Linked DNA regions of Homo sapiens: region 2 is linked to region 1. Evidence: read pairs that join two places in POLR2A ChIA-PET (ENCODE). Cell type or tissue: Caco-2. All regions are shown on one strand.

Evidence for each region. Peaks named below come from ENCODE experiments on the same cell type or tissue, not always from the same donor. Only the 100,000 strongest peaks of a DNase experiment are listed, where the experiment ranks them.
Region 2: POLR2A ChIA-PET joins it to region 1 with 6 read pairs; 7 of 35 experiments call an interaction of 5 or more read pairs at or near these places.

The regions. Positions count from the first base shown.
Region 1 is chr11:87,027,082-87,032,081 of GRCh38, forward strand. All of the region lies in intron 1 of LOC105369422 (a long non-coding RNA gene), which reads right to left. Among named protein-coding and RNA genes, the nearest start is that of TMEM135, 8.4 kb to the right of the region's middle. In Caco-2, no CTCF peak of the experiment used is centred here; a DNase peak (open chromatin) is centred at 2,520.
Region 2 is chr11:87,124,831-87,129,830 of GRCh38, forward strand. The region is part of intron 4 of TMEM135 (transmembrane protein 135); the gene reads left to right. Among named protein-coding and RNA genes, the nearest start is that of TMEM135, 89 kb to the left of the region's middle. In Caco-2, no CTCF peak of the experiment used is centred here; no DNase peak of the experiment used is centred here.

The sequences.
Region 1 (5,000 bases):
TCAGCTCACTGCAACCTCCACCTCCTGGGTTCAAGCGATTCTGCCTCAGCCTCCCAAGTAGCTGGAGCACCACCATGACCGGCTAATTTTTTGTACTTTTAGTAGAGATGGAGTTTTGCCGTCTTGGCCAGGCTGATCTTGAACTCCTGACCTCAGTTGATCCACCTGCCTTGGCCTCCCAAAGTGCCGGAATTACAGATGTGAGCCCGGTTTATAATTCTATAGATAACAAAATTGTCATTATTTTGAGGTAGAATGAAGGCAAAATAATGATACATTCAGAAAAATTAACACTCATTACCTAAAAATAAACTCTAACAAAAGAAAAATTTCTTTAGAAGGAAGTATTGGGCTGTAAGAATAATGCATACTAGTTGGGAAAAAATTAAATAATATATTAGTGTATATATATTATATATAAAGTAAAAGGTGAAAGGGCTCTGCCTATCCCTTTATTTGTTGTATATTCTCCTACACCTTTTTTAATGACTACATAAACATATATAGAAATATATATATATATACATACACCCAATGTCTTTTATTCTTTAAACAATGAGCTCACTCTATATAAAATACTTTGTGCTCTTTTCCCCTTATTCCCAATTGAATATCATAAATATTCTTCAATATTGGCATGTGCAGATCTACCTTATCCTTTTTGCTGTCTGCATTCGATGATATAAATATAAGTTTATACATGTCTATTTAATATGAACGTTTAGATTATTTTAAATCTTTTTTGCTCTTATAAATAATGCACGATTCAGTTTTTTGTTGGTATTTCTATAGGATAGAGGCCTAGAAGTATAATTGTTGGGTCACAGGATAGAGACATTTAAAATGCTGATAGTGGCCCACTCCTGTAACCCCAGCACTTTTGGAGGCTGAGGTGAGAGGATTGCTTTAGCCCAGGAGTTTGAGACCAGGCTGGGCAAGATGGGGAGACCCCCATCTCTACAAAAAAGAAAAGTAAAATGTTTATAGATCCTGCCAAAATTTCTTCTAAAAATATTGCTAATTTATAGTCAGACTAAAAATATATGGAATGTAGTATTTTAAGGAAGAAAATCTTCAAACATGAGAATAGGCACAAAATACAAAGAATCTGGTTGATAATATTTTTAAAAAGAGATAGAAAATATGCATTATTGGCTGGGTGCAGTGCCTCACGCCTGTAACTCCAGCACTTTGGGAGGCTGAGGCAGGCAGATCACAAAGTCAGGAGTTCAAGAACAGCCTGGCCAACTTGGTGAAACCCTGTCTCTACGAAAAAAAATACAAAATTTAGCCAGGCAGGTTGGCGTGCACCTGTAATCCCAGCTACTCAGTAGGCTGAGGCAGGAGAATTGCTTGAACCTGGAGGCAGAGGTTGCAGTGAGCTGAGATCGCGCCACTGCACTCCAGCCTGGGCAAATGAGCAAGGCTCCATCTCAAAAAAAAAAAAAAAAAAAAAGGAAATATGCATTATTTTGAGTGCATATAACAGATGGCTTTGTCCATCAGACCATGTGGAAAATATATTTCCAAAAGGGATTACAAACTAATCCAAAGAGATTTAGTAAGCAAGGAAGTCTTCAACTATCATTATGTCTTATTCTATTAAAAGCAGATCATCAAATAAATTCTTGCACATTAGTTTGTCTTTTACAAAGTAATCTTAATAAGGAAAAACCTCTGCCTTTGGACTTGATTCTAACTATAATAGGATACTGAGTTGTACCCGTGAAAGTGACAAGATCTTTGATAAAAAGTATCTGTATCATCTTAGAATTTGTAGTGTTTGTAATGTGCAAGGATATGACTGATGAGCATGTTTAGACATGTACTTAAGACTTTGGGAAAACAGATATTGAAAACTTTAGAGAGAGAAAAAATATAGGGCCCATTATTTGAGTCTTTAAATAAGAAAGTTACTGTGAGTGCTATCTATAGAGGTTTAACTATGTAAGTATATATAATCTCTGCATTTTACTAATCGAACAAATGGTTGAGTGTGCCTATATAGTAGATCCTGGGCTAGGCACTAAAGGGGCTGTGTTAATTTTGGAGGAAATTGCAGTTTTGGAGATTTTAATATATTTGATATAGATCAATTCTCTGAATTACTTTCAGCAAAAATGTGTCTCAGTTTTGCAAGCAAGACTGTCAGTTGCAAAAGGCAAACAACAGCATTTCTTTTAAAAGATTATATTGATAACCTATTATGAGCACCATCTGTCACACAAAGAAATACAAGAGATGGTCCCTCACTTCAAAGTACTTGCAGTTGTTTTAAGTATTTGAGTTTCAAGAAAAAAAAAGTATTGTTTAAAAAAAGCAGTAGAACCTTCACAAAAGTAAAATAAAATGCTGGTACTGCATGTCATGCAGGGATTTTCAAAGGAATTGTGAAAAGAAAGAGGCGCCTCACCATCAAAAACAGGCACACAGCATAGCAATAAGAACACTGAGGACATAGCAAATCCCAGAATGAGTAATTGAGAGTTACAATATGGTCAACAAATAAGACATTGTTCCTATGTTTGGCAGAGGCTTCTGATAAGGAAAGGGGTAAGCTCTGTGCTTAGGGGCAAATGTTGCAATCTGAGTGAATGGTAGGCAGAATACAAAGTAACTAACTCTTCTTTTTTCTTTTTTTTTGAGACAGAGTCTCCCTCTGTTGCCCAGGCTGGAGTGCAGTGGCGCGATCTCTGCTCACTGCAACCTCCGCCTCCTGGGTTCAAGCGATTCTCCTGCCTCAGCCTCCTGAGGTGTGTGCCACCACACCCGGCTAATTTTTGTATTTTTTCAGCAGAGTCGGGGTTTTGCCATGTTGGCTAGGCTGGTCTTGAACTCCTGACCTCAGGTGATCCACCCGCCTCGGCCTCCTAAAGTGCTGGGATTACAAGCATGAGCCACAACCGGCCTTAACAAGAGTACAGTGCTTTCAAATTTCTCTCCCACCAAGACTTCTTTTATTAAATATTAAACATGTTCTGTGTACAAGGCACTGTGCTATGTGGTACAGAAGATAATAAAGATGTGTCAGAAATAGATCTTGTCCTTAAGGGGCATTATGATGACTGGAATTTTGTTAAAAATATAAAACTGCCAGGTGTGGTGGCTCACGCCTGTAATCCCAGCACTTTGGGAGGCAGAGGTGGGCAGATCACAAAGTCAGGAGATCGAGACCATCCTGGCTAACGGGCTGAAACCCCATCTCTACTAGAAATACAAAAAATTAGCTGGGCGTGGTGGCGTGTGCCTGTAGTCCCAGCTACTCAGGAGGCTGGGGCAGGAGAATGGCATGAACCCGGGAGGCAGAGCTTGCAGTGAGCTGAGATTGTGCCAATGCACTCCAGCATGGGCAACAGAGTGAGACTCCATCTCAAAAAAAAAAAAAATATATATATATATATATAATATATATAACATATATATAATATATATTATATATATATTATGTGATGATCAGTTTGCATTAGTTCATTTATAGTAAGCTATACTATTGCACATATATTCATTTAAGAAAAGAGAGTCATACAGTTCACAAAGATGGAAGAGAATCATTGGAGGTTAGCTGGTTGTCTTACAGGTAGCCTGACCCTGCAGTTGATATTTGTGACAGAGATGGCGCAAAATGCTTAACAAAATCTCATTTCATTTTCCTTTCCTGGTTACATGGAAAGACTACGTTTTCCATCCTCCTTTGTGGTTAGGTTGGGGACATGTGACTAAGTTCTGGAAGTGGGATGTAAGCAGAAGTGATGTAAACCACTTCCAGGTCTGGCCCTTAAAAGTGAAAGCAGTGATTGGTATCTGCGAAAGTTAAATGTATGCTGGCCCCATGACGTAGCACATCTACTCTTAGGTATATGCTCAAGAAAAACAAAAGCATACGTCTACAAAAGTCAAGTAAAAGAATGTCCCTTGCTGGGTAATTCATAGTAGGTTCAAACATGCAACAACACAAATGTCCTCAAATGAAAAAATTGTGCTATATTCATACAATAGACCCAATATAGCAATAAAAATGAATGAACTATAGCTACATACGACAACATGCATAAGATCTTGAGTGAAGGAAGCCAGACACAAAAAATATTCAACGTATGCATTTGTTACTATAAGCTTTAGGAACAGGCAAAATGAAGCTATGATGCTAGAAGTGAGAATAGTGGTTACCTCTGTTTGCAGGTGTATTTACTGGGAAGGGGCACTAAAGAGCCTTCTGGGGTGATGGAAATACTTTTTTTTAATCTGCATAGCAGTCTCAGGGCAAATAGTAGTCTCAGTAAAGGCAAATTTAAAAATTCATCAAGCTGTACACTTAAATTTTGTGCATGCTGCTATGCAAAAGAACTAAAAATTATGCACACATGAAAAATCAAAGAAGCAAGGAAAAAATTAAAAAAAGTGACCACTGACGAAGGCCCAGTGCAGATGGAAGAGGCTATATTCCTGAATCACTGGTTGCCCTTGCCCTGAAGAACTGGCCAGTCTGCTTTGGAGTTTGTGTAAACACAAAATAAATCTTTCTTATTTTAAATTCTCTGAGATTTAGAGTGTATGTGGTATCTCGGCATAGCCTAACCATTCTTGGCTAATACAGAATTTATTGCCACAAACAACCAGGGTAAAAAACCTGGCTTTGGAAGCATATCAGGGAGGCTCTTCCTTTCTCAGGCTAAGTGATATAAAACAAGCTTATAAATGAGTGCATAAATCAAGCTGCCAATTTATTAAATAACAATAGAAAATTAAAACCTGTCATACAAACTAGGATATCTGTTACCTAATATATAACCATTCTGTCTCTCAAGACAGACCTGCATGGGAAGCCAAACTGTAATAAAAGTTTGTTTTATTCTCAGAAAGAAAACATTAGTTAGATGAGTCAGTTATTTAATGACATCTGTCCAGGAGAAGCTATGCATCCCATTTCATAGTTAATTCCTGAGGTCCCTGGGCTGCAGTTCTCATTCCCAGGCATGCACCTGAATTGCCTCAGGGGGCTC
Region 2 (5,000 bases), 98 kb after region 1:
TACTTCTGTTCTTCTCTCATTACACTGATAAGCTTTTCCAGAGCTGGGATTTTATTTAGTCATATTTATCTTTTAATGCTTGAAACAGAAAATGCTGTTAGGGTAAATACTAATTTTGTTTCCTTGCTTTAGTTGCTACTTCTCTTACTTCACAAATACTGAGTAATTGCTCTGTGTCTGGTATTGTTTTGAGGCCAGGGCACGAATGAGGCTCTGTACTTGACTTGACTCGTTAGAACTTCTTTCAATTCTCTGAGCCATCAAAGTGTCCTTCCCTTTAATTCCTATTTTTATCTCAAGCTAACCAAATTGATTTCTGTTTATAAAGCCAAAGCAACTAAATTAGGTATGAAACACATACATGTGTGTTGTGTTTGAGGCCAGGGCACAGATAGCCAATGCGCTGTCTTTGTAGACCTTACATAATAGAGGGAAAGTGGGACAATAATCCAATAAGTAAATAAATTAAAATTGTAAATGTCAGAGGTGGAAGTGCTAGGTAGAAAATAAGCAGGGTAAGAGTAGTTGTGGGGGAGTAGAGGTGCTTTTGGTCTGGAAAGGCCTCTCTGGAGAGATGACATTGAGTACACTCCGAATGATGTAAAGGAGCTGTTAATACATCTTGAGAAAATCTTATGCAAGAGTGTAATGAATAATAAGTAAACAGGTCCCAAGATGACAACAAGTTTGATTCATTTGATTTATAGCTAAGGAGTCTGTTATGTCTGGACAGAATGGTATGAAATGAGGTTGGAAAGATAGACAAAAGCAGATTATATTTAGGATATTGTAGGCTGTGGTAAAGAGTTCGGACTTTAAGTGTAATAGAAAACCATTGGAGACTTTTAAAAAGCAAAAAGTGATGTGATAGGATTTGCATTTTTAAAACTGTTACTCCAGCTGATTTGGGAAGAAGTAATTGTAAAGGGGATGGACAGCAGTTTTAGAAGATGGGGGTCAGTTCTCAGACTACTGCATCAAATTATAAGAGCTCTAGAAAATTTACATACAAATGTTTTACAAAATTCATTTAAACAATCTTTACAGATAATTTACTTAAATGAAGATAAATTCTGTTTAACTCCTAAAATTTATACTGATTTTACTGTTTTAACAAAGCAAATTTCGTACTCATTACCTGGAACATATACCTTTTATTTCCCTGCCATTCTCACTCACCCCTTCTTGTTTGTTTTCAACAGTGATATCAAGGAACAATATTTTATTGTATTGGGATCTGCTTTATGGCCAGGCTGGTCTTGAATTCCTGACCTCAAGTGGTCCACCCGCTTTGGCCTCCCAAAGTGTTGGGTTATGGGCTTGAGCCACTATGCCCGGCCTACAATACCTGTATTTTAATTCACAAAATCAACATAAATCTTTATTGATCATTTTGAAAAATAATTATAATAATATTTATCAGTAGGCTCTTAAAACTTAATTTTTGTGGCTGTCTCTTTAGAAGTTCATACTATTATGCCTGTGTGCATAAATGTATATTTATATGTATAAAATAGTGTCAAAAACATTTATATTAAAATTACTTCACTTTTATCAAATATTTTATAATTTCATTAAACATTTACTAATAATTATTCATCCTTTCAATAAAAAAGTTTAAAAATGACTATAATTGAAACAATTACATTAACTTTCTAGCAAAAAATTTAGTATACTGTGTTCTTTTTTTTGGAAGGAAATTTAGTTCTCGCTAAAAATGTATACATTTAAAAGTGCTAAGGGTTTTGTTTTGCTTTGCTTTTTAAAATATATATATATACTATATGTACATACTTGCAGGAGAAAAGGACTCATTGTATGGTTAGAATGTGATGGTTTTAAAAAAACATGGTTTTCATTTTTTGTGTTAAAAATTGTTAGTAAAGTCCCCATGAAGTATAGCAAATGCTATAGAAATACTAGAAGGAAGCATTACCTTTAATGAAGGCTGGTTTTAATTACTAAGTAGGTGTATGTACTGTATGTGTTTATAAAATTTATGTTTGGATTCTGAATTCTTATTAGAGTAATTTATGATGGAATTAAAAGTCAAAAGCAGGGGTAAACTAGTACAGGAAATGGTGAGAAATTGTGGAATTAGGGGGAATGATTAAGAATTGGAATCTGTTACATCCTTTTCAAGAATACATATATAAGTGTAGATAAAAAAGTCTGAGCTCATTTATGGTATATTTATTAACAGCCCTAGCCTGGTAAAAAACAACATTGATTTGAACAGTTTTGGATATTTTCCAGCTCCTGTTTACTTTGTTAAAACCATAAAAAAAGTAATCTGGTTCCTTTTGACTTAAATAAGACAAAGAATTCAATACCGAGGCCCTGTTTATAGGTTGTTAAACATTTCACTTTGGTGTCTGAGGATAATGTTTAGCATTGTGTTCAATTAGTGTGAACTAATCTAAGTTGAAGTGTCAGATTCCTAAACGTCTTACTTCAATTAATACAAAATACTAAGGGCTCCATTCATTCCAAATTATTGCTCCATGGGTGCCAGCCACACAGTCTCCATGGCAGGCCTTTCTGTGGGCTAATCAAGATTCATGGCCTCCAGGTTTTGTGGCACTGGCGTTTTAGTATCTGGAACGTCACTTTTTCTTTTTGTGAGCTTCTCTGTTTTGATCCCAGGTTCTTTCTCCCATTCTAAGTTATGTGTGGAATTGAACTTGTATGATACTCTGATGTAGTTAGAAGTGAGTATAATTTGGTATAGTATACTGGAAATCTATTAAATTATATAAATTCAAACAAAACTATATGCCAATTTAGGATGTTAGTCTTCAGTAGACTAAGTTTCTGTAAGAGGCCAGTTAAAGACAACAGCAAGTTTGTTTCTTCCTACCTACCAGTGTTAGGGCTAGGTGTTGATTAAGTGGTGAAGTAGGCACATTTTTTGTTTGGTGCTTTGGCACCTTTTTCAGCATGTCTGTTCCTAGTTTTGTTTTTATTATTTTTTTCAGTTGCTTATCTTTTTAAGTTTCTTGTGTCCATTGATATTTGTAACTTAATGTAAATATTTGTTATTGAATGAAAAAAAATGCTGAATGTCCAGCAGAATACAATAATGTACATGTGGTTTCAGGCTCTGTGAGAAGAAATATCTGCTTTGGAGGTGGGAGGAACTTTGAACATCTCTTAAATTCAAATAGGCAAATAAGTGTTCTATCTCATCATGCTTGATCTAGAATCTTACTTTGGCTTTTTTTGGTCCAACTCTAGTTATTCTCTGAAGTGGTTACACGGATAATAGAGACATTGCTATAGATAATAGTGGTATGGTCTAGTAAAACACTTGGTTTCTAACCTTAATTTTCTGTTAAGGATTTTAGAGCTGGAAAACAAAACTACAGCCCTTCTATACCTTGATGACCCCCTTTTTCCTAGTCTTAATTGTGCCTGTATATGCATGTATGTTAGCATGTATGATTGTATGCATTTGCGTATACATGTTTACGTATTTGCTTCAAATCTCTTACTGCTTTGTATTCCTTTGACTCCAGATCTTTGCTCTAGCTGTTTCAACCTTCTGCGTGTTCTTTTTTTTCTTGCAGATTTCTGATACTTGTAATAAGAGAATCTCTACAAGACTAAGTGTTGATTCTCTTCCTACTAAGAGAAGTTTCAGGAAATGCTTTTGATTACTGAGTTACTGCTATATGTATGGTACCATTAAGCAGGTAGTCAGTAAATATTTGTTGAACAAATAATTATGCTTTGATGTATGTTTAGATACCTTCAGGATACTTGATGAACTGTTTTGTTAACTCTAAGAAAAATACTAGTAGGAAATGAACTCTTATCTATTGCTGGTAGGAGTGTCAATTTGCAAACACTTTGGAAAACGGTTTGTTACTTTTAAATAAAACCAAACATGTACACATCAACCCATTCTTTAAGTATATTCTAGAAAAATTTCTAACTGTATGTAGAAAATAGGAGAAACCAGCAAGAATATTTAGAGCAGCATGTTTGTAATTATGAAAACTCAATTCAACTCGAGGGTCCCTTAGTAGTTGAATGAATAAGTAAATTCTATATTTATGCAATGGAATACTATACAGTATATAAGCTTAAGTTGATTCTAAGAAACTCCAATGAATTATTTCTTCCAAATGCCCTTGCTGTTCCCTATTTGGAAATTAAGCAGGTTTAAGGTTTTTTTTTTTGTTTTTTTTTTAACCTAGAGTTATAGCTTAACTCTAAATATGTGGAGCTTTTGTGTCTTCTAACTATCTGATTTTAAAATTTAAAACCTCTACTTTGCTCGTAAAAAAAACTTAGCATAGGTTTGTAGTTGAAAGGAGCAGCAAGGTTGGTATTATTAGCAGAATTTGCTTTTTTCTATACATGTTCCTTATTCCTTAATTTTTTTTTTTTTTTTTTTTTTTTTTTTTTTTTTTTTTTTTTTTTTTGAGACGGAGTCTTGTTCTGTTGCCCAGGCTGGAGTGCAGTGGCACGATCTCAGCTCACTGCAACCTCTGCCTCCCAGGTTCAAGCAGTTCTCCTGTCTCAGCCTCCCTAATAGCTGGGACTACAGTCGCACACCACCATGACTGGCTAATTTTTGTGTTTTTAGTAGAGATGTGGTTTCGCCATATTGGCCAGGCTGGTCTCGAACTCCTGACCTCAGGTAATCCGTCTGCCTAGGCCTCCCAAAGTGCTGGGATTACAGGCGTGATCCACCATGCTTGGCCAATTTTTTTTTTTTTTGAAATGGAATCTTGCTCTGTCACCCAGGCTGGAGTGGAGTGGGGCAATCTGGGCTCACTGCAACCTCTGCCCCCCGGGTTCAAGCAATTCTTGTGCCTCAGTTTCTTGAGTAGCTGGAGTTATAGGCCTGTGCCCCCACACCTGGCTAATTTTTGTATTTTTAGTAGAGATGTGGTTTTGCCATGTTAGCCATGCCGGTCTCAAACTCCTGACCTCAGGTGATCTGCCCTCCTTAGCCTCCGAAAGTTCTGGGATTACAGGCGTGAGCCATT